5 separate regions of the Homo sapiens genome follow, and regions 1, 3, 4 and 5 are each linked to region 2. A link is a contact called in ENCODE Hi-C or POLR2A ChIA-PET data. All regions are on one chromosome and are shown on one strand. The core of a region is the stretch at or near the end of the contact, and the rest is flanking DNA. Distances in the headings are between cores, read along the strand shown. Region 1 holds the start of ZNF25 (zinc finger protein 25). Region 2 holds the start of ZNF33B (zinc finger protein 33B). Region 3 holds the start of ZNF248 (zinc finger protein 248). Region 4 overlaps ZNF33A (zinc finger protein 33A). Region 5 holds the start of ZNF37A (zinc finger protein 37A).

What was found. A loop is a pair of places that touch in the nucleus more often than their neighbours do. ChIA-PET counts read pairs that join two places held with the same protein, here RNA polymerase II (POLR2A). Pooled maps may share reads with other maps.
Region 1: a loop to region 2 is called in a map of CD8-positive, alpha-beta T cell, with 14 times the contacts of the local background. The contact joins the promoter of ZNF25 here to the promoter of ZNF33B in region 2. A Hi-C loop is called at or near these places in 3 of 168 maps with a recorded cell type or tissue (CD4-positive, alpha-beta memory T cell, CD8-positive, alpha-beta T cell and naive thymus-derived CD4-positive, alpha-beta T cell), 2 of 37 single-sample maps with no recorded cell type and 11 of 50 pooled maps.
Region 3: a loop to region 2 is called in a map of CD4-positive, alpha-beta T cell, with 10 times the contacts of the local background. The contact joins the promoter of ZNF248 here to the promoter of ZNF33B in region 2. A Hi-C loop is called at or near these places in 4 of 168 maps with a recorded cell type or tissue (CD4-positive, alpha-beta T cell, CD4-positive, alpha-beta memory T cell, CD8-positive, alpha-beta T cell and 1 more), 2 of 37 single-sample maps with no recorded cell type and 15 of 50 pooled maps.
Region 4: a pooled map shows a loop between it and region 2 (3-fold over the local background). The contact joins the enhancer-like site here to the promoter of ZNF33B in region 2. A Hi-C loop is called at or near these places in 12 of 168 maps with a recorded cell type or tissue (CD14-positive monocyte, CD4-positive, alpha-beta T cell, GM11168 and 9 more) and 4 of 50 pooled maps. POLR2A ChIA-PET finds 5 or more read pairs at or near these places in 1 of 52 experiments (A549).
Region 5: a loop to region 2 is called in a map of CD4-positive, alpha-beta T cell, with 8 times the contacts of the local background. The contact joins the promoter of ZNF37A here to the promoter of ZNF33B in region 2. A Hi-C loop is called at or near these places in 5 of 168 maps with a recorded cell type or tissue (CD4-positive, alpha-beta T cell, CD4-positive, alpha-beta memory T cell, CD8-positive, alpha-beta T cell and 1 more), 1 of 37 single-sample maps with no recorded cell type and 12 of 50 pooled maps. POLR2A ChIA-PET finds 5 or more read pairs at or near these places in 1 of 52 experiments (activated B cell).

The regions. Positions count from the first base shown.
Region 1 is chr10:37,974,468-37,978,491 of GRCh38, reverse strand. ZNF25 (zinc finger protein 25) reads left to right here and starts at 1,845. Exons shown (of 6, transcript NM_145011.4): 1 at 1,845-1,986. It overlaps ZNF25-DT (ZNF25 divergent transcript), which reads right to left and starts at 1,737. Exons shown (of 6, transcript XR_930830.4): 1 at 1,487-1,737. RefSeq lists enhancers at 1,602-1,831, 2,872-2,961 and a silencer at 1,872-2,281.
Region 2 is chr10:42,636,492-42,640,578 of GRCh38, reverse strand. ZNF33B (zinc finger protein 33B) reads left to right here and starts at 2,009. Exons shown (of 5, transcript NM_006955.3): 1 at 2,009-2,105; 2 at 3,607-3,659. The coding sequence starts at 3,651. It overlaps LOC105378268 (a long non-coding RNA gene), which reads right to left and starts at 2,274. Exons shown (of 2, transcript XR_945898.3): 1 at 2,026-2,274. RefSeq lists a silencer at 2,090-2,259 and enhancers at 2,450-2,719, 2,379-3,247.
Region 3 is chr10:37,855,261-37,859,131 of GRCh38, reverse strand. ZNF248 (zinc finger protein 248) reads left to right here and starts at 1,522. Exons shown (of 6, transcript NM_021045.3): 1 at 1,522-1,947; 2 at 2,600-2,697; 3 at 2,795-2,836. The coding sequence starts at 2,822. It overlaps ZNF248-AS1 (ZNF248 antisense RNA 1), which reads right to left and starts at 1,383. Exons shown (of 2, transcript NR_186559.1): 1 at 631-1,383; 2 at 1-54. RefSeq lists silencers at 1,030-1,579, 1,276-1,652 and an enhancer at 1,970-2,029.
Region 4 is chr10:38,035,579-38,039,827 of GRCh38, reverse strand. The region is part of intron 4 of ZNF33A (zinc finger protein 33A); the gene reads right to left. Among named protein-coding and RNA genes, the nearest start is that of ZNF33A, 27 kb to the right of the region's middle. Within about 2 kb of position 1,252, at least 6 of the 41 ENCODE cell types and tissues checked have a DNase peak (open chromatin) inside an H3K27ac peak, as active enhancers do; they include CD4-positive, alpha-beta T cell and GM12878, where a contact is called at or near this core.
Region 5 is chr10:38,092,752-38,096,558 of GRCh38, reverse strand. ZNF37A (zinc finger protein 37A) reads right to left here and starts at 2,222. Exons shown (of 8, transcript NM_001324250.3): 1 at 2,069-2,222; 2 at 1,335-1,628; 3 at 930-1,021; 4 at 755-815. RefSeq lists an enhancer at 2,079-2,268.

The DNA.
Region 1 (4,024 bases), core at 596-3,095, 4.7 Mb after region 2:
TGGTGGGCGACTGTAATCCCAGCTACTCAGGAGGCTGAAGCAGAGAATTCCTTGAACCTGGGAGGCAGAGGTTGCAGTGAGCCGGGATCATGCCACTGCATCCCAGTCTGGGTGACAAAGCCAGACTCTGTCTCAAAGAAAAAAATAAAACAACTGAATTTTCCTTCTTGCAAAAAGGGAAAAAGACCTTTACTCCTCTCTTTTCTTACAGCATTTCCTTAAGAAAACTTGTAATTGTAAATCCCTTCTCTGTCCCTGTGAGATATAGCAAAACTTTTTAAAAAGTAAATAAGCTTCTTGCTAGTTTAACAACCCAGGAAGGTCTTTCTTAATGGCCTTGGGTCATGTCTTTGAAATGTAAGCATCAAGGAAGATTGCACCCCATCTCCCTGCCTCTGTGGTAAACTCCTAGGCTCCTGGCTACCCGCGGTTAACTACCTGCGTGTCATAGAGATACCAGAAACTTTACTTTTCATTTGCATAATGGCAATTAACTAACACTGATGGCTACCCTAATTATCAGGTGAATTTCAGATGAATTATGCATAGCAAATGTTGCTGTACAGTCATCTTACTTGAGGACAAGTTATTTTTACCTTGAGGAAATAGAATGCGTTGTACCAGACCGGCTAATACAAAAAATGATAGTTCTTCCTGTCTTCATAAACTCATTAGTGGGTTGCCTGTGACGCACATCGCAGTCTGGTTTAATGTTTATTCAATAATGTAACTGTTTTGTTCTTTTCTCCATCTGTGGAGAGAATTTTCTGGGTTGGCAAGAGGCTTTATTTTAAATTATTTCCTCAATACTTCCCATCCAGAAAGGTGGTGTGTGTGTGTGTATTATGTGCGCATATTTTTATATGTATATATATGTGTGTTTATACACATGACAATATATACGTTTTTTTCTAGATGATTCTACATGTTTTAATGTAATAAAGTTATTGACCAGGAAATATATAATTTGTTTTACATATACAGCCAAGTCCTCTCTCTGTATCCGCGGGGGATTAGTACCAGGACCTCCCTGGATTACTCAAATCCAGGGATGTTCAAGTCTCTGGTAGAAAATAACCTGATATTTGCATAACCTACACACCTCCTCCTGTATATTTTAAATTATGTCTAGATTAATTGTACACCTAACACAATGTAAATACTATGTAAATAGTTTTATTGTATTGTTTAGGGTATAATGACAAGGGGGAAACTTTGTACATGTTCAGTAAGATAGAATTTTTAAGTATTTTCATTCTGAGCTTAGTTGAATCCATAGATATGCACCCCCAGGATAAGGAGGGATGACTATATATATTCCTTAGTGAAATGATAGTCATGATACTCTATACCATTAGGTTAAAATTTGTGTAAATTCATGAGAAGGATGTTCACCTAACATTAAGCGCTTTTGCTTTTGGGAAGTGGTATACTCGTTTTCTGTTTTAGCTTATACATATTTTGTAGTTTATTACGTTTCGCGTACCGTTTGCACAATTGTGAAAGCTAGCATTCCTAAGAGGAAGCGGTTACAGGGCATTATCCTTCATTACTCCACGTACTCCTGTACCCACGGAGTTCAATCACTTTAACAAAACTGCCCATCAGTGTTCCTTGGAGCACCTCACGGTGGATTTCTGTCTTCAAGCCCAGACGTGCAGGGTGCAGCTCTCCGGCCATCACTGAGCAAGGACAGCGCCCTCTCCCGGAAACCCGACAGCAATCACTCAGGCCGCTGGAGGCGGCCGCGCCTCACGACGTCATCCAAGATGGAGTCGCAGCCGGGCCTTCTGGGAAGCGTAGTTCTGGAGTAGGGCTAGGGAAACGTTCTGCGCATGTGCAGTGTCTTCTTTCTGGCATTGGCGTTTTTTTGGTCTTACGCCCTAGGGTGGGGAGAGGACTCCGGTGCCTCCGGGTCTGGGCTGGGCCGCAAAGGGCGGGGCCTGGGCCCGGCGCGGGCCGGGAGCAGAGGCCGAGACCCTGCAGGTGTGTCGAAGGCTTTTGCGGGCGGGCAGGGCCTGGGAGGCGGGGTCTCGAGCCTGGAAGCCGCCTCCTGGCCCCGGAGCGGCCTCCGCGGAGGGCCCTGGGTGGGAGCCGCCTGGTGGGGAGGTTGGCTGGCTGCGCTGGCGCCCCTGCCCGGAATGGCGTTTGCGCGACCTGCTTGAGGGGCGGCCAGAGGAGGCCTGCGGTGCTGGGCAGTGGGCGCCCGGAGCAGCCGCATTGTGTGACGTGACCGGAGCCGCCATGTGAGGCGCGCTGGCCGCTGCAGACGCGGCGCTCCAAAGCCGCAGGGACGTGGGCTCTGGTCCAGCGTCTGTAGGTGGTCCCAGTGCGGCTCGACGCGCATCTGGCAAATGATGGGGGCCTTTGGGTACTGAATAGGGTAATAGATGTAAAGTATGATACAGGACTCAATAAAGGTGAGCTGCTTCTATTATTACAAAACATGCTGTTTTCATTATTGGCTCATTTAATCATCGTAACCATCCTTTCGACTTAACCATCTCTATTAAAATAAATGTGACTATTAAAGATTCAGAGAGAGAAATCCGTTTACCCACAGTATTAGCAGGTGGGATGTAAATCCTCACTTTTTCCTCTGAGTTAATGCGCCTTGCCACACTAAAATCCAGTCTTGACTTGTATTTAGCACAGCATTTGCCCCTTGAGCACCACCAGAACGTAGCTGTGTGGTGTACTTGAACCCAGTCTCAACCAGGTAGTGTTCTGTTTCCAAAAATGCTTGGGGAATCTTCAGAGCACTTGAGTCAAAAGGTGAATTATTTAAGGCCTTCCTGCATCCTCCAACCTTAGTCTCTTCTCAGAGGACTGTGAAACGTGTAAATTGAAACCACAATTTGAGCCCTCAATTTTGCATTTTACAGGAGAAGCTGGGAATCCCATCCAGCCCAGAGGCTAGTTTCTAAAGACAGGAAATGGGACAAAAAATTTTTTTAAAGATGAAAACTGCAGTTCATCAGTTCCTCCATTTTATGGTGGTGATCTTATAATGCCTCTCATTGGCTGATAACTGAGCTTAGGCATTTCGTAAGCACCATGCTAGCTGGAAGTGGTTTTTGCTGCTTATTTTAGTTTTTTTTTTTGGTACATAATGTACATATTTGTGGGGTACATGTGATATTTTGATATATGCATACAATGTGTCATGATCAAATCGGGGTAATTACAATATCCACCGCCTCATTTATCATTTCTTTGTGTTGCAAATATTCGAAATCTTCTAGCTATTCTGATAGCTAATAAATTATTGCTAACACTTGTAACCATACTGTGCTATTGAACACTAGGACTTAATCCTTCTACCTAACTGTATTTTTGTACCCATTAACCAACCTCTCTTCATTCCTCACTCCCTACTTCCCTTCGCAGCCTCTGGTAACCATCATTCTACATCGTATCTTCATGAGATCAACTATCTTAGCTCCTGCGTATGAGTGAGAACATGATATTTGTCTTTCTGTGCCTGGCTTATTTCATGTAACATAATGCCCTCCAGTTCCATCTTTGTTGCTGCAATGACAAAATTTCCTTCTTTTTATGTCTGAATAATATTCCATTGTGTATATATACCACAATTTTCATTATCTATTCATGCATTGATGGGTACTTAGGTGGATTCTGTATCTAGACTATTGTGAATAGTGCTGCGATAAAAATGGGAGTGCAGAGATATCTTCAATATACGGATTTCCCTTCTTTTGGATATATATATAGCAGTGAGATTGCTAGATCATATGGTAATTCTGTTTTCAATTTTTTGAGGAACCTCCATACTGTTTTCCACAGTGGCTGTACTAGTTTACATTGCCACCAAGGTTGTATGAGGGTTCTCCTTTCTCTATATCCCAGCATTTGTTATTTTTTTGCCTTTTTTATAATAGCTGTTTTAAGGGGTAAAATGATATCCCATTATGGTTTTGATTTGCATTTGTCTGATGATTAATGATGTTGAAGATTTTATCGTATACCTATTGGCCATTTGTATGTCTTCTATTGTGGAATG
Region 2 (4,087 bases), core at 760-3,259:
ACTAGATAGTGGCTGCAAGAGGCTAAGAGTGGTTAGAGAATCTGACTTTCAAAAGGTAGCATGGAGGAATTTTATTGACAGGTGAAATAATTTTGTATCTTGCTTGTGGTGGTGGTTACACAAATCTGTGCGTTTGTCAAAACTCATAAAATTATGCAACAAATAAAGTGAACTTTTCAGTATATAAAGCATAAATTTAAAAATGTAAATTTCAATATGTTTCACATATTTTTACTCAAATATTTGCATTTCCTTTTTTCTTTTTTTCTTTTTTGAGATGCAGTCTCACTCTGTCACCAGGCTGGAGTGTAGTAGTGCGATCTTGGCTCACTGCAACCTCCACCTCCCGGGTTCAAGCGATTCTCCTGCCTCAGCCTCCTGACTAGCTGGGACTACAGGTGCGCACCACCACGTCCAGCTAATTTTTGTATTTTTAGTACAGAAGGGGTTTCACCATTTTGGGCAGGATGTTCTCAATGTCTTGACCTCATGATCTGCCCGCCTCAGCCTCCCAAAATGCTGGGACTACAGGCGTGAGCTGCCATGCCCGGCCATATTTGCATTTCTTTCAATTCTCATAATGGACTTAAAAAGTTTTGCTGGAATGGAGCTGCTTATTTTTCTCTATTATAAAATGTAACTGATATTAAATTTATAGTTTCTGTCTTTGGTATCACATCCCTTTTTGGTTTTTTTTGAGACAAAGTCTCACTTTGTCACCCAGGCTGGAGTGCAGTGGTGCCATGATGGCTTACTGCAACCTGGGGCTCAAGTGATCGTCCAACCTCAGCCTCCTGAGTAGCTGGGATCACAGGCGCCTGCCTACATGCCCAGCTAATTGTTATTTTTAATTTTTTGTAGAGACAGGGGTCCCACTATAACGCCCAGGCTGGTCTTGGACTCTAAGGATCAAGTGGTCCTCCTGCCTCCACCTCCCAAACTGCTGGGATTACAGGTGTGGGCCACTGTGCCTGGCCCACATGTCAATTTTCAAAAATTTATACTCGTTTAAATGTTTCAATACTGTATACATGTGAATTTTATCACGTGTGATCTATATATATCTCTATATTCCAAATTGTTAGGAATGACATGCTCTTTGGAATACTCCATTCTTTCCCTCACTGTTTTGAAATGCTGTATTTACTACACATTAAAGAATACTCTCAATCATGGTGTCTTATTTCCATGGAGCAGGTGCCAAACTACTTTGAATAGAGCAATATTATATATATAGATAGATATAGATATTTCTCAGGCATTTTTTCAAGCTTTTTAAAACGTATAATGGCTGTTCATTTAGTTTTTTACTTACTCTGGATAAAGTTGACAATGCTTTTGTAAAGTACACAATACACTAAAGATCAAAGAGAAAAAATACATAAAAAAATTTGTTGATATTCTTTTAGGAATTTTGTCTTCCTAAGAAAGGTACAGATAGACTAAATGTATTTCCATTTAGTCAAGCAATTTTAATGTCACAGGGGAAATCATGTGACATTTATTTTCTTCTTTCGGATTATGTCTATTTTCTGACTTTTCAATTTCCGTTTATTGCGTTAACGATTTTGATGAAGTAGCTTTCCTGTGGCACCTCCCCCATCCCCCCCATCCCTGCTCTCAAAGAATCGCTGATAGTGTCAAAGTCTTTTAAACTGTATCAATAAGATCTACTTCCTAACATTTAAAGTGAAACTGACACACAGCTGTCCTTTCCTTGAGGCGTCTGTGTCTAACCTGCACACTTGCTGCACACAGACCTCCCCTGCAGTGCATCCCTTTGGGTCGCCCCGGGAGAGCCAGGGCTGCGGGCAGTTCCCACACCAACTCAGACCGCATCTGTCCACTGCCTAGCGGGGCACCTCTCTGCCAATCCCGAAGGGCTGCTCTCGCGTCCTCACGGGAAAGGTAGTTTCCAGGTTGGGCGCCAACAGCGCCAGGCTTTGAGCGTGGGCTCTGCGCATGCCTCATCCACTGGCTACCTCTGCGTTTCTGCGTTTCCGCCTTTCCTTTTGTTTGTCTCACGTTTTGCGTGGGAGGCGGTCCCGGGATTTCAGGGGTCTACCGGCTCTCTTATGGCGAATGCAACCCGAAGAGAGAGTGAGGTAAGCCTCCGCGGGTTGGGCAGGGACGGAGAGGGGGCCCCGCGCGACTCCAGGAGCAGGCAGCCGGGGGCCAGTGCCAGGTGGTGGCGAGGAGTCCCGGGGACCTCACGGAGAAGCCGGGGACGGCGGGGCTGCAGCATGTCTACCAGGACGCTACGCCAGTTCCTCTAAGGCGCAGCCTCTGTAGGGAGCGGGCTACGCCCTGTGCGTTGCCCTGTTTGTAGGGGCCGCGGAGGAGGGCATGTGCGCTTGCGCGGTCCGAGCGCTGAGCCTTGCGGGAGGGGCAGTTCTCTGGTTGAGCGTGTTTACGCCCATGTGCTAGGGCGCGGCCCTACCTGGGTAGGAAAGGGCGGGTGCAGTCGCCCGCCCGACATACGGACTCTGTTGCCCGTTCTGCGTTCATCCTCTTTAGGTTTCGAACTGCCCTCCAGTCATGTCCATCACCCCATCTTGTTATTTGCTGTTCCTCTGTCCTAACTTGATCTTGCACTCAGGAAGGATCTTCAAGAATTACATAATTTTGGCCTAGCGCGGTGGCTCTCTCCTGTAATCCTGCACTTTGGGAGGCCGAGGAGGGTGGATCACCTGAGGTCAGGAATTCGAGACCAGCCTGACCAACATGGCAAATCCCCGTCTCTACTAAAAATACTAAAAGTAGCCATGCGTGGTGGCCTATGACTGTAATCCCAGCTACTGAGGCAGAGAAATGCTTGAACCCGGGAGGCGGAGGTTGCAGGTAGCTGAGATTGCACCATTGCACTCCAGACTGGGCAACAAGAACGAAACTCCGTCTCAAAAACAAACAAACAAACAAAAAACCAGAATTACCTAATTTTGCCTCATTTGTTAGAAGAAAAAATAATTTTTTTGTTTTTTGTTTGTCAAGGTTACTGACTTGTTCAGGATCAAAGTTTGTTAGTAGGGAGAACTAAAAGTCACTTCTCCTGACCCCTAAGCCAGTACTACTTTTCTACACACATCAAAGCAAGTTTAAAACATCCTTTTGAGAAATAGCAACAAAGTTAGATGAAGAAATTAAAACGGATTTTTTCTTTGAAGCACTGACGCTTATGGTTTTCTGTGGACTAACTCATCAGAGGTTAAGTAACATTACTGGGAAAATCGATAGCCTAGTCCTATTCTTTACAATGGTTTTAGTGTTAATGTTTTTTCATTAAATGTATTGTTAACTTGTTTGGCCAATATTGTCATTATACATTTTTTGTGAAGACTGAGGGAGATTGAAATCCTTAGGAAGCAAATATTTACTTTCACCTGATGAAAAATCTTGTGCCCAAGAGCTACATGGTTATGTTGGAGTTGTATTAGGGTGTTCTTTCACCATTTCTACCCCCTATTCCGAAGTGTCAGAGGACATTGATATTCTCCCAGACGGAGCATTTTACCTAGTGGGTGTGTATGGCTTCTTAGGGCAGAAGAATCCGGGAGTTGCCAGGCAGGCCAAATCTTTCATGACCCCATTCCTCTTTTTCCAACTCAGCTGTATCTTCAGAGTTGTCTCCGTCTTTCCAAGAACAGAACAAAATGAACAAGGTAAGTTGTTTATTAATTCCCTACTTTATTTTGCGGTGGACTTTGTGAGATTTGTAAGAGTCAGTATGGTTTTTTTGTTTTGTTTTGTTTGTGACATGGAGTCTCGCTCTGTCGCCCAGGCTGGAGCGCAGTGTCTCCATCTCTGTTCACTGCAACCTTGCAACCTCTGCCTCCTGGGTTCAAGCAATTCACCTGCCTCAGCCTCCCGATTGGCTGGGACTACAGGCGCAGGCCGCCACGCCTGGCTAATTTTTTGCATTTTAATAGAGATGTGTTCACCGTGTTGCCCTGGCTGGTCGCAAACTCCTGAGCTCAGGCAATCCGCCCGCCTCGGCCTCCCAAAGTGTTGGGATTACAAGTGTGAGCCACCGTGCCTGGCCAAGAGTCAATATGTTAAGATGAGAAATTAGTAATAGATAAAAATTGAA
Region 3 (3,871 bases), core at 273-2,772, 4.8 Mb after region 2:
ATCTTGGGAGCTCTGGGAGCAAGGACCCCCGGTGACAATATCCTTGATTGGTTGCTGGAACAGAAAAAGGGCATTAGTGGAAGAACTGCTTAAGTCTGAATAAACTCTGCAGTTCAGTTAATAGTACTTGTACCTATGTTATTTTCTTAGTTTTGATAAATATACCATGGTCATGTAAAATACTAACACTAGTGGAATCTGGGTGAAAGGCATATAGGAACTATTTTGCAACTCTTCTGTAAATCTGAAATTATGAGCAAATGAAAAGTTTAAAAAAGTGGACAATGACCCAGGAGTTGATTTTTTAAATGAAAAGTTGTAACACACGCACATGCTCATAGTGTGCTGAAAATGCCAGATGTGCACGTAAAAGAATGTACGTGTAGTGTAGTTCTGGGTAAAGTATGGTTGGTTTTGGGAAATGAGTGCGTGCTTTCTTCTTCAAATTTGTTACTCAAACGGCTTTTTTTTTTTTAAACATATAAACAATTTTATGTTTGGGTCTTGAATTGCTAGCTTCTGTTTTTCCTTATTCCAGAGAATAACCATACTGGTCACAGATTTTAGTTTTCTCTTCCAGTCTTTCAGTTAAACGTTACCATGCATGATCGTGAATGAATTCAAGCACACCTTTCCTTCTCTTGGCTTGTGTCTAACAGGCACATTGATTTGATCCACAACCTCTGGGGACACTGACAGAATCCTGGTTCCAAGCAGGAGTGGGTAACTGAGACAGTAATCTCTCAACCCACTATACAAGGCTGTTTTGCAGGAGAGCCTTATGATGACCAGCATGATATATAATTGTGAGAAATATACTGAACAATTTATGTGTCAGACACCGGTTTAAATGCTTTTACAACGTAAGCGCCTCCAATTCTCATAAAACCCCTGCTAGGTAGGCACTATCAGCCTCATTTTACAACTGAGGGTTGCGGCCAGAGCTGACAGGCACCGTCTAGCGCCGCTTCCAAGCCCCGCATCGCATCCACCAGCCTAACTCGGGCGCTCGGCCTCTCCCTCTGCGCATGTGCATCCCCGCCTCCCGCTCCAGGCGAGTCCTTCCCTGGACTCCAGTCCCTTGTGGGAAACAATCCCTCGCCTCCGGAGGCGGCGAGGAGCGGCGGGTGAGCCCCGGAGCACTGGGCGAGGGCCAGGGGGTCCCCGCGCTGCCCTGAAGGCGGGCGGGCGGCGGCTAGACCTCGGCGGTGGGGAGGGACCCCTGGCGCCTGCGGCGACGGTGGGACGAGGGCGTCTCTGTCAGAAGGGGATGAGGTCTGGCGTGGGAACGCGAGTTCCGGGGCTCCCGGGGGTCCGTATGCGTCCAGTCCCTGCGCCTGGCGCTCAGCGAAGTCCTGTAGCACGGGGTAGGCAATGCGCACTGGCCCGAAGGGGAGGGAACTGGCTGCGGGGAGGGGACAGCACGCGCGTGCGTAGCGTGTGACGTTTGTTGTGCGCGTGCGCATGGCGTTTGATGTGTGCGTGTGCGCTTTTTGTGCCCTGAGCCCGCGGGGAGGAGGCGGGGCTGCGGGGGAGAGCGACTGCGCCAGGTCCGCGACAAATGAATTAGACACAATTATCCACGGGAGACTCGGTTTTCCTCTCTGTAAATTACGGATATTAGGAATACTTGCCGCCTGGGGTTGTTTTGAGCACTTTCATTGTTTAGGTGCTGTATTTATTGGGTGTGCGTTCCCTGGGAGAGCCCGAGGGAGACGGCTCCTGCACCGGCCCCAAGGGCCTCTCTGCCCGTGGAGTGCAGGAGCGAAGGGGCTGGCCTAGCTGACCACCAGGGCCCCTGCTGGCTCTGACCGCCCTCCTATCCCAAGTAATTATTTACACGTTTCGCGTTCGCTTATGTATTATGTGTAATCATGGCACAGTATCCTGAAGCCGTCGGAGTCTGTGTGCTGGTGCAAGGTCTGGGACAAATTTAAGAAGAGAGAGGTGAGCTGGAGCTGAGGGGTGGGCGCGCAGGCTAACAGGAACGTCACCTCTGGAGAGTCTGAGGGCAGGGACGGGTGAAAGGCTCACGGCCACAGCGAAAGAAATGCTGTTATCACCCCTCCGCGAACACCGGGCACATCCAGATGAGCTGCTGAGCTTCCTCCTCTCTTGGCCTGATATCCCCGCCGGATGGTAGTGCAGTCAGGTCATACTTGGGTTATCTGTTTTGACCTTATTTGAAAGATGGAAAAACAAAATTGAGTTTGAGGAGGTGAGTAGTTCAGATCTTGTCATTCCTTAGAGGCAGAACTGAGATTAGAAGTCAAGTCTGCAGTTTCCCGAGCCACTGCTGCCCATTTTGTTACTCTATATCACAGTTTCTCATTAAAAGATCCTTTTGAGGAATTGTTAGCAAGTTAGAACAAACATTTTTAAACTTGCATTTAACATCCTATCCCTTTTTTTAGAGGTCTTTTGCATTATCTAACCTCAGGGCATTAATGGTGTTAACAGGTAAACAGATAAACAATATGGCCTCAGTTTTTTTTTTTCCCTACAAGGAATTTTGACAAACCCATAGTGTTTTTTCCTTCAGATTACTGTTAACTTGTTAAACTCATCTTTTCATGTTTTTAATTTTTCTGTGTCACAGAACCTAAATTGGTAATAAATCAATAAGAAATATTTACATTCACTCAGTGAAAAGTGTCATGTCTGAGCTCAGCATATATCGGAGCCACACATGGACACGTAAGTATCTTGTGTGTGGACCTGTATAGGCAGGTGAATCTCCGAACTGCAAGGCCGGCGAAGGCTCTCCTGACATTCTTCCTTTCTAATCCTTCAGCTCTCCTTCCTCCACTAAGAGCGGAAAATGAACAAATCCCAGGTGAGATTCTTGTTTCTTTATTCCCAGTTTGTTTAAAAATGGATTTCTGAAGTTTATAAGGGTTTATGTTTTGAAAATGGAAAAATAGAAATAGGCAAAAATTGACATTAAGGGAAATAAAACTGAAGTAGCAAATCCAAAATAGTGCAGTTGGCAAATTAGATGCAGGATTTTTAATTTTGCAGAATTATCCAAGTTATTGTAATATTATCTCTAATTGTTCTAGTAACAATTCTGAAATAAATGCAGTAAATTGTCTATAAGTATTTCTTTGTAGAAACAAAGAACACAGTTACAGAGCAGAACTCAGTGCATATGCTTTTCAGGAGAACAAACGCTGAGGTTTGATGGTCCTGTTTGATCCAGGAATAAAACCTTGACGATGTGGAGGAATGGAGGGACTGCATGTCCTCAAAACAGTTTTCCCTAACTGTTTGTGTCAGCTCGTTCTTATTTCTAGGTTGAATCACTGACAGTTCCGACTTGTTTCTGTGTTTCTCATTTATGTTTCAATCTGATGAATGCAACCTTATTCCCTCACCTAAACTCACCTGAATCAGTTCTGGCAAAGGCCACCAAATCATAGTCAAGGCTAGTGCATGTTTTTGCCTTTGCATTACTTGCCTGGTCTGCTGCATATATTGTTAACCATGGTCTTTGTTTGGAGAGTCTCCTCTGTTGGTGTCTGTAATGCCACCCTCTGAGCTGTCCTTTCCTAACTTTGATTCCCTCCCTAGTCCTCATGAAGGCATCTTTTCTTTTTGCTCCAGGCATTGCTTATGCGTGCATTTCCATCCTTAGCCTACTTAGGTTCTTCTCGGTCTGTTTTTCCTGACTGGTTTCATTTTTTTTCCTTAATAAAGTGCTTTTGAATTAATAATACATTAATGTAATAATACATTACTTTTACTTTTTTAAAAGTATAAGTGATAACAAAAGATGTACATATATATTCACACTCCCTTCCTCTGTTCATGCAGTTTCTCCAGGTAGGGTGACATTTAATCATTAAAACCGAGACATTTTCACTGAGAG
Region 4 (4,249 bases), core at 3-2,502, 4.6 Mb after region 2:
AAGATCAACAAAATATACAAACCTCTAGCTAGACTGACATTGAAAAAGAAAAAAAAGAGAGAGAAGGTTCAAATTACTAAAAGTAGGGATTAAAGATGTATTACTAGTACTCTTACAGAAATAAAAATAATTACAAAGAATGGTATGAACAATGTATGCCAACAAATTATTTAACTTCAACAAAATGGGAAAATCCATAAAACAAAAACAACTAAAACCAACTCAAGTAGAAAAAGAAAAATCTGAAAAGACCTACACAAGTAAAAAGATTGAAGTTGTAAATTTAAAACTCCCCATTACAGGTGGGATGCTGTGGCTCATGCCTGTAATCCTACCACTTTGGGAGGCCAAGGCAGGTGGATCACTTGAACTCAGGAGTTTAAGACCAGCCCAGGAACATGGTGAAACCCCATCTCTACAAAAAAAAAACACAAAAAATTAGCTGGGTGTGCTGGCATATGCCTGTAGTCCCAGCTACTTGGGAGGCTGAGGTGGGAAAATTGCCTGAGCCTGGGAAGTCAGGCTGCAGTGAGCCATGACTGCACCACTGCACTCCAGCCTGGGCAATATAGTGAGGCCCTGTCTCAAAAAAGACAAAAAACAGACAAGAAAACTTCCCATTACAAAAACAAAAAAAAAACCCAGGTCCATAAGGGTTCACTGGAGAATTTTATCAAACATTTAAAAAGAATTATCAATTACTCAAAAACTCCAAGAAAATAAGAAGAAACACTTGCCAGCTCATTCTATGATCCCAATACTACTACTCTGGTACCAAAATCAGACATGAAAAAAAATACAGATCCATGTGTCATGATTACAGACATATAAATCCTCAACAAAATACTAGCAAATTTCATCCAGTAGTATATAAAAAGGGTTACATACAATTATCAAGTGTGATTTATCCTAGTAATTCAAATTTGGTTTATCATTTGAAAATCAATTAATACACCACGTAAGGAGAAAAGAAACAATAACCACATGATCATCTCAGTATACAGAGAAAAAGCATTTAACACAATCCAATGACCATCTTCTCTATAAAAACAATCAGCAAACCAGGAATAGAGTTAAACTTCCTCAGCCTGATTAAAGGCATCTACAAAAAGTCCACCACTAACATCATACTAAATAATGAAAGGTACAGTGATTTTACTCTAAGAACAAAAAGAAGACAAGAATGTCCTCTTGCTGGTTACACATCACACAGGAGATTCTAGTCAAGAAAAGCAAGGGGAAGGGGAATTTAGATTGAAAACAAAAGTGAAACTATCTGTATTTGCAGTTGACTACTCATGCATATAGAAAATCTTAAAGAATCTGCTGAAACACTATTAAAACTAATAAAAGAGTTCAACAATGTTGCAGGGTGCAAGTTCACTAACAACAAACAAATCATAAATGAAAATTTAAAAATAATTCTGGCCGGGCATAATGTCTCAAGCCTGTAATCCCAGCACTTTGGGATGCCGAGGTGGCTGGATCACCTGACGTCAGGAGGTTGAGACCAGCCCAGCCAACATGGTGAAACCTCATCTATACTAAAAATACAAAAAAGTTATCCAGGCTTGGTGGCATGTGCCTGTAGTCCCAGCTACTTGGGAGGCTGAGACGCAGTGAGCCGAGATCGCACCATTGCACTCCACCCTGGGCAGTAAGAACAAAACTCTGTCTCAAATAAGTAAATAAATAAAATAAATTCCATATACAATAGCATCAAAAAGAATAAAATACTTATAACTTTAATCAAGGAAATACAGAGCTTATAGTCTGAAAACCACAAAACAATGATAGAAGAAATTAAAGACAGCCTAAATAAATGGAAAGGCACTGAACAGTGTTCATATGGTTAAGATGGCAATAACTGCCAAATTAATACCTAAACTCAACACAATCCCTACCAAAATCCCATCTGCCTTTTTGGAGAAACTAACAAGCTGGTCTAAAATTTCATGTGGAAATTTAGGGAACTGAATATAATCAAAACAATCTTAAAAAAGAAGTAGAAAGTTAGAAGACATACACTTCTCAATTTGAAAATTTGCTACAAAATTACAATAATCAAGATGGTATGATACTGGCATAGAGGAAAACATATGAAATAAAATTGAGAGTTCACAAATAAACACTACTATATATTATGTTCAGTTAATTTTCAACAATGATGCCAACACAATTTAATGTTGAAAAATCACCTTTTCGGCTGGGCACAGTAGTTCACACCTGTAATCCTAGCACTTTGGGAGGCTGAGGCAGGCAGATCACAAGGTCAGGAGTTCAAGACCAGCCTGGCCAATATGACGAAACTCCATCTCTACTAAAAATACAAAGACATTAGCCAAGCATGGTGGCGCATGCCTGTAATCCCAGCTACTCAGGAGGCTGAGGCAGGAGACTTGCGTGAACCCAGGGGGCAGAGGTTGCAGTGAGCCAAGATCGTGCCACTGCCCACCAGGCTGGGCGTCAGAGACTTCCTCTCAAAAAAAAAAAGAAAAAAGAAAAATTACCTTTTCAAGAAATGATGCTGAGACAACTGAATATTTGTATGCAAAACAATCAAAATTATTCCTTTCCTCACACCATATACAAAAACTAATTGAAAATGGATCACAGGTCTACATTTAAAAGCCATTACTTAAAGAAAATACAGGAGTGGATCTTCATGCCCTGGGGATAGATAAAGCCCTCTTAGATAAAGTACCAAAAATACAAGCAACAAAAGAAAAAACAAATTAGACTTCATGGAATGAAAAACTCTTTTGCTACCAAGAACAAAGACAATAAAATGACAACCCACAAATGGGAGAAAAATATTGGCTAATAATGTATGTAATTAGGGACTGCTAAACAGAATATGGAAAAAACTCTTACATCTCAACAATAAAAGGACAAATAACACAACTACATAATGAAAAAAGGAACTGATTTTTCTATATTAAGCTTCTATCCTCCAACTTTGCTACAAAGACTTAATAGTTTTGGGAGTTCTCTAGAATTTTCTCCTTAGGCAATCATGCCTGTACGAAGAAAGTTTTATTTCTTCCTTTCCCATCTGTATGCCTCTTATTTTGTTGTCTTATGGCATTACCTACCATTTCCAATGAGATGTTGAGTAAGAGTGAAGAGACAGGACATCTTGTTTCCTTATCTTAGGGAGAAAGTATCCAGTGTTTCACCACTAAGTATGCTCTTAGCAGTAGGTTTCTTGTAGATTTTTTTTTTACCAAGTTGAGGAAGTTCCTCTCTATTCCTAGTTTGCTCGGTTTTATCATGAATGGGTGTTGGATTTTATCAAATGCTTCTTGTCCATCAATTGACATGATATGGTTTTCTTCTGCAGGCTGTTGATGTGGCGGGTTACAGATTTTTTATTTTTATTTTTTTTTTGAGACAGAATCTTGCTCTATCACCCAGGCTGAAGTGCAATGGTGCAATCTCAGCTCACTGCAACCTCTGCGTTCCAGGTTCTAAGCGATTCTCCTGCCTCAGCCTTCAGAGGAGCTGGGATTACAGGCGCATTCCACCACGCCCAGCTTATTTAGTATTTTTAGTAGACAGGGTTTTACCACGTTGGCCAGGCTGGTCTCAAACTCCTGACATCAGGTAATCCATCTGCGTCAGCATCCCAAAGTGCTAGGATTACAAGCATAAGCCAACGTACCCGGCCACATTAATTGATTTCCAAACTCTGACCAGCCTTGAGTGGTCACAGCATCCAATTATTTTCATACAATGTTGCATTCTATTTGGATTTTTGCATCTATATTTATGAGGGATATTAGTGTGTGGTTTTTCTTCTTTGCAAGGTCTTCATATGCTTTTAAGATTAGAGAAAAAACAGCCTTTTACAAAAGTGTTAAGAAGGTTCCCTTTGCATCTCTTTTCTGAAAGACACTGTAGAGAACTTATATATTTCTTCCTTAAATGTTGCACAGAAATCACCAATGAAACCAAAAAAGTCTGATAATTTATTTTCTTTCTTTCTTCTTTTCTTTTCTTTTATGAAAGCTTTATGGATTCAATTTCTTTAACTGATATTGGTCCATTTGAATGGTTTATTTCTTCTGTGTAACTCTTGGTAGTTTGTGTATTTCAAGGAATTACCCATTGCACCGAAGTCATGAGTTCAGGAGGAGCCAGGAATAAAGGCATCCTGCACCAAAACATCTAATTGCATTACAAATGTAAAAAATAGTATCAATGAAGGACCCCTTTCAATACAGGAGGAAGTCCTGACCTTAATTAC
Region 5 (3,807 bases), core at 973-3,472, 4.5 Mb after region 2:
AGATCATGAGTGATGTCACTTGCCTTAAAAGGTCCACTTCGCAGCCGGCAAAACATCTCTGAAAGGGAGATACTCACACGCCCATGCATGACTCTGGCATGATTATGTACTGCTTGGACTCATTAGTTTTCAAATGTAAAAACGTTTGTTTTCTACTGACTTAAAAACAATTTATGCTGTACTCTAACAGAGTATGCAAACCGATATATTAAACTAATTAAGCAAGTTAGGAAAAGCCAAAGAGTGGAACATAATACTTTCATTAAAACTGATGCTAAACAAAAATACTCAGGTTTTAATCTTTATTACAAACCAGAGAATCCCAACAAGGTTTTGAAAAAAGCGATGTGGTATTTTTCAGCCCAGTTTTTTTTGTTTGTTTGTTTGCTTTTTTGAGACAGAGTCCTGCCCTGTTTGTTGCCCAGGCTGGAGTGCGATGGCATGATCTCGACTCACCGCAACCTCCTGCCTCAGCCTCCCAAGTCGCTGGGACTACAGGTGCGCACCACCACACCCGGCTAATTTTTTGCATTTTTAGTAGAGACGGGGTTTCACCATGTTGGCCAGGCTGGTCTCGAACTCCTGACCTCTTGATCCACCCCCCTCAGCCTCCCAAAGTGCTGGGATTACTGGCGTGAACCACCGTGCCCAGCCCAGCCCAGTTTTTTTGGAAGGAAAACGAACTTGCTCTAACTTGATTTGAGGTTCTCAAAACAATCTTTGGATTTAAAAAAGCAAACTGATTTTTACTTACTCTGTTGTCAACGCAGCAAACACCCTCCTGAGTCCTCAAGCGACTCTGTCTGTTCTTGACTCTGCCACAACAAAATGTGTCAATGTCATCAGTAACTTAACACGTTAAGCTCGTTTCCTGTCCACCCCACCCCATCCCATCTTTTAAATAAAGCGTAAATAGATAACTTACAGACCTTTCTCGCGGCTGTACCTCTGATTCTGTAAGATCAAGATGGGGGCATCCGTACATCTCTAGTTGTGCTGCAGTGCGCCAGCAGCTCAGCATCTAGAACGAGCGAGTAACGAATCCAGGCATGGAGGGTGCTGTCCTCCACTTGGCTGCTAAGCTCTTCCCTCCGCATGATGCCTTCACAACTCCCCAAGAAGCGGTGCTGTCTGCTCCTTCGGCCTTGCCCTCTTCTGCCCCCACATCTGAATGGGCACAAAGCTCCCAGCCTGTGGGGGTCTGGAAAGGACACAAATCGAGCCTCTGCTCCTCCCACCCGTGCTCTAGATCTCTAGTGAGGTGTCAGCCCAACGGGTTGGGTGTCCTCCTAGGAGGGCCCCTGGGCCCTCGCCCCCCACCCTTCCCTTCTTACCCCACAACAGCTGCTTTGCTCCAAGACAGCTGGGCCTAAGCCCTTTGGTTCGAATCCTCATTCAAGACAGAAAGCTCCTACATCTTCCTGTCACTTGAGCCATGAGCTGGACCCTCTGAAAATGCCCACTGGTGCTAATGGGGACACAGGCGAGGCTGGACAGTGCCGGAGGGCCTGGGGTGCCTCCCTCCGCGTGCGCGGCCTCACAGGTCAGTGGAAACAAGAAATTCCCCAATCCACAGCCACGATGACTTCAAAATACTTCCCGAAGACATCAGGCAATGAAGCTGCGACCTGCGAGGACACAGCAAGCCGAGTGACGCTGGCCAGAGGCTGGGTGTGGAGTCCGCGCCTGCAGGGTCCCTCCCCGCCCCGCGGGCGCTTCCCCCCACCCCATTCGCCTCGGCATCGCAGTGACACCGCGGCGACGCCGACCACAGGTGGTTGTGAGGACAGCGAGATTCTGAGGGGAAAGAATGAGAGAAGCGCGCATCTATTGGGCAGAAGGCCCGTTTCTGCGCCGTCCTGCGGAGGCCTCCGGGCATCCTTCACCTCAGGGAAGAGAAAATCCAACCTCACTTGTCACAGGCGCGGGACTTGCGCATTCCCTTTGGGAGCACAAGAACCGAGGCAGGATTCGGACCCAGGCCAGGCGGCAAAGGCGTTCCCTCTCTCCCACCCCCAGGCCGCGCGGAACCCCCAGTCCACCCTCGCCCCTGCCCTCCCTTACTCACCCTCCGCGTCCTCTACCCGGACGCCAGGAGATGCCGGGAGCCCTCCCCGTCAGAGTGCCGGGGAGAAAAACAAACCTGGAGCCATATGGCAGACATGCCCAGAAGGCCCGAAGCGGCTCCCGCGACGGGGGCCGAAAAGTGCACACTACATCTCCCACAAGTCCTCGCGCCGCTCCCTTAGAAAGTGCACGCTTCATTTCCCACAAGCCCTCGCGCCGCTCCCTTAGAAAGTGCAGACTACATTTCCCACAAGCCCTCGCGCCACTCCTTTTGAAAGGGCATGAGGTTTCAGCCGCATTGGGCAGTTAGTTCCCAGATGCGGCAAGTGCAGTACTGCAGTTTTATTCGTTAGCTGAAATAAATTATGAGTATTTAAATTACACAGCTTTCTCATGAATTACATCCCCCTGATGATTTGGCCGTCCTCAACACTTCCTCATTTGGCAGAATTCACGAGTGGAATTTCTCCAGACGAGGTCGGTTCCTGTGGCCCCGCGACGCTGCCGCAGCACCACCTACACTTGCGCCAGTGTGGAGAGCTTCACTTGCTCCTTTCTGGTCCATTGGACGCTAACCGTGAGAAAACACGCTGGACATGAGCATTACCAGCCTGTAAGCTGTCGTAAAGATAACTCGGAATTGCTCTTCAAATTTTATTTGTTAAACCACGTAATACCATCTTGCATGGCAAACATGCATTTTCCATTCTTCAGGAGTATGCAGGATCTCTTGATCACGATAACTTTTTAAAGTTCACAGGCAGAGGTAATACAGGAGTGGAAAACCAAAAACCGTAGGTTCTCACTTATAAGTGGGAGCTAAGCTATGAGTACGCAGAGGCATACAGAGTGATATAATGGACTTTAGAGACTCAGAAGGGGCTGGTAGGAAGGAGGCCGGAGGTTAAAAAAACTACACATGGCCAGGCGCGGTGGCTCACGCCTGTAGTCTCAGCACTTTGGGAGGCGGAGGCGGGTGGATCACGAAGTCAGGAGTTCAAGACCAGCCTAGGTAACACGGTGAAACCCCGTCTCCACTAAAACTACAAAATTAGCTGGGCGTGGTGGCACACACCTGCAGTCCCAGCTATTTGGGAGGCTGAGGCAGGGGAATCCCTTGAACTCGAGAGGTGGAGGTTGTAGTGAGCTGAAATCGCGCCATTGCACTTCAGCTTGGGCAACAAGAGCAAAACTCCATCTCAAAAATGAAAAAAAAAAAACTATACATTAGGTACAGTGTACACTACTCAGGTGACAGGTGCACTAAAATCTCAGAATCCACCACTTTATAATTCATCCATAACCAAAAACCACTTGTACTCCAAAAGCTATTGAAGTTTAAGTTAAAATAAAAATAAAAAATAAATGTCCACTGACCAAAAAAGAAGCATTTTTCTCCATTTCTATTCCCTTCTTTACCACCACTGATGATAATCCCACTTGTTCCCATGCTGGAAAAGCATTTAGTACCATCCATGTAAAAGAATCAAATTATTCAAGGGTTGAGATGCATTTCAGAAGACAGTCATGGTAAGTACAACAATGATTATCACTTCGAGACACAATTTATTTTCCTGCTCATAATGTTTTTTTTTTTTTTTTTTTTTTTTGAGATGGAGTCTGGCTCTGTAACCCAGGCTGGAGTGCAGTGACATGATCTCGGCTCACCGCAACCTCCGCCTCCTGGGTTCAAGCGACTCTCCTGCCTCAGCGTCCCAAGTAGCTGGGACTACAGGCTTG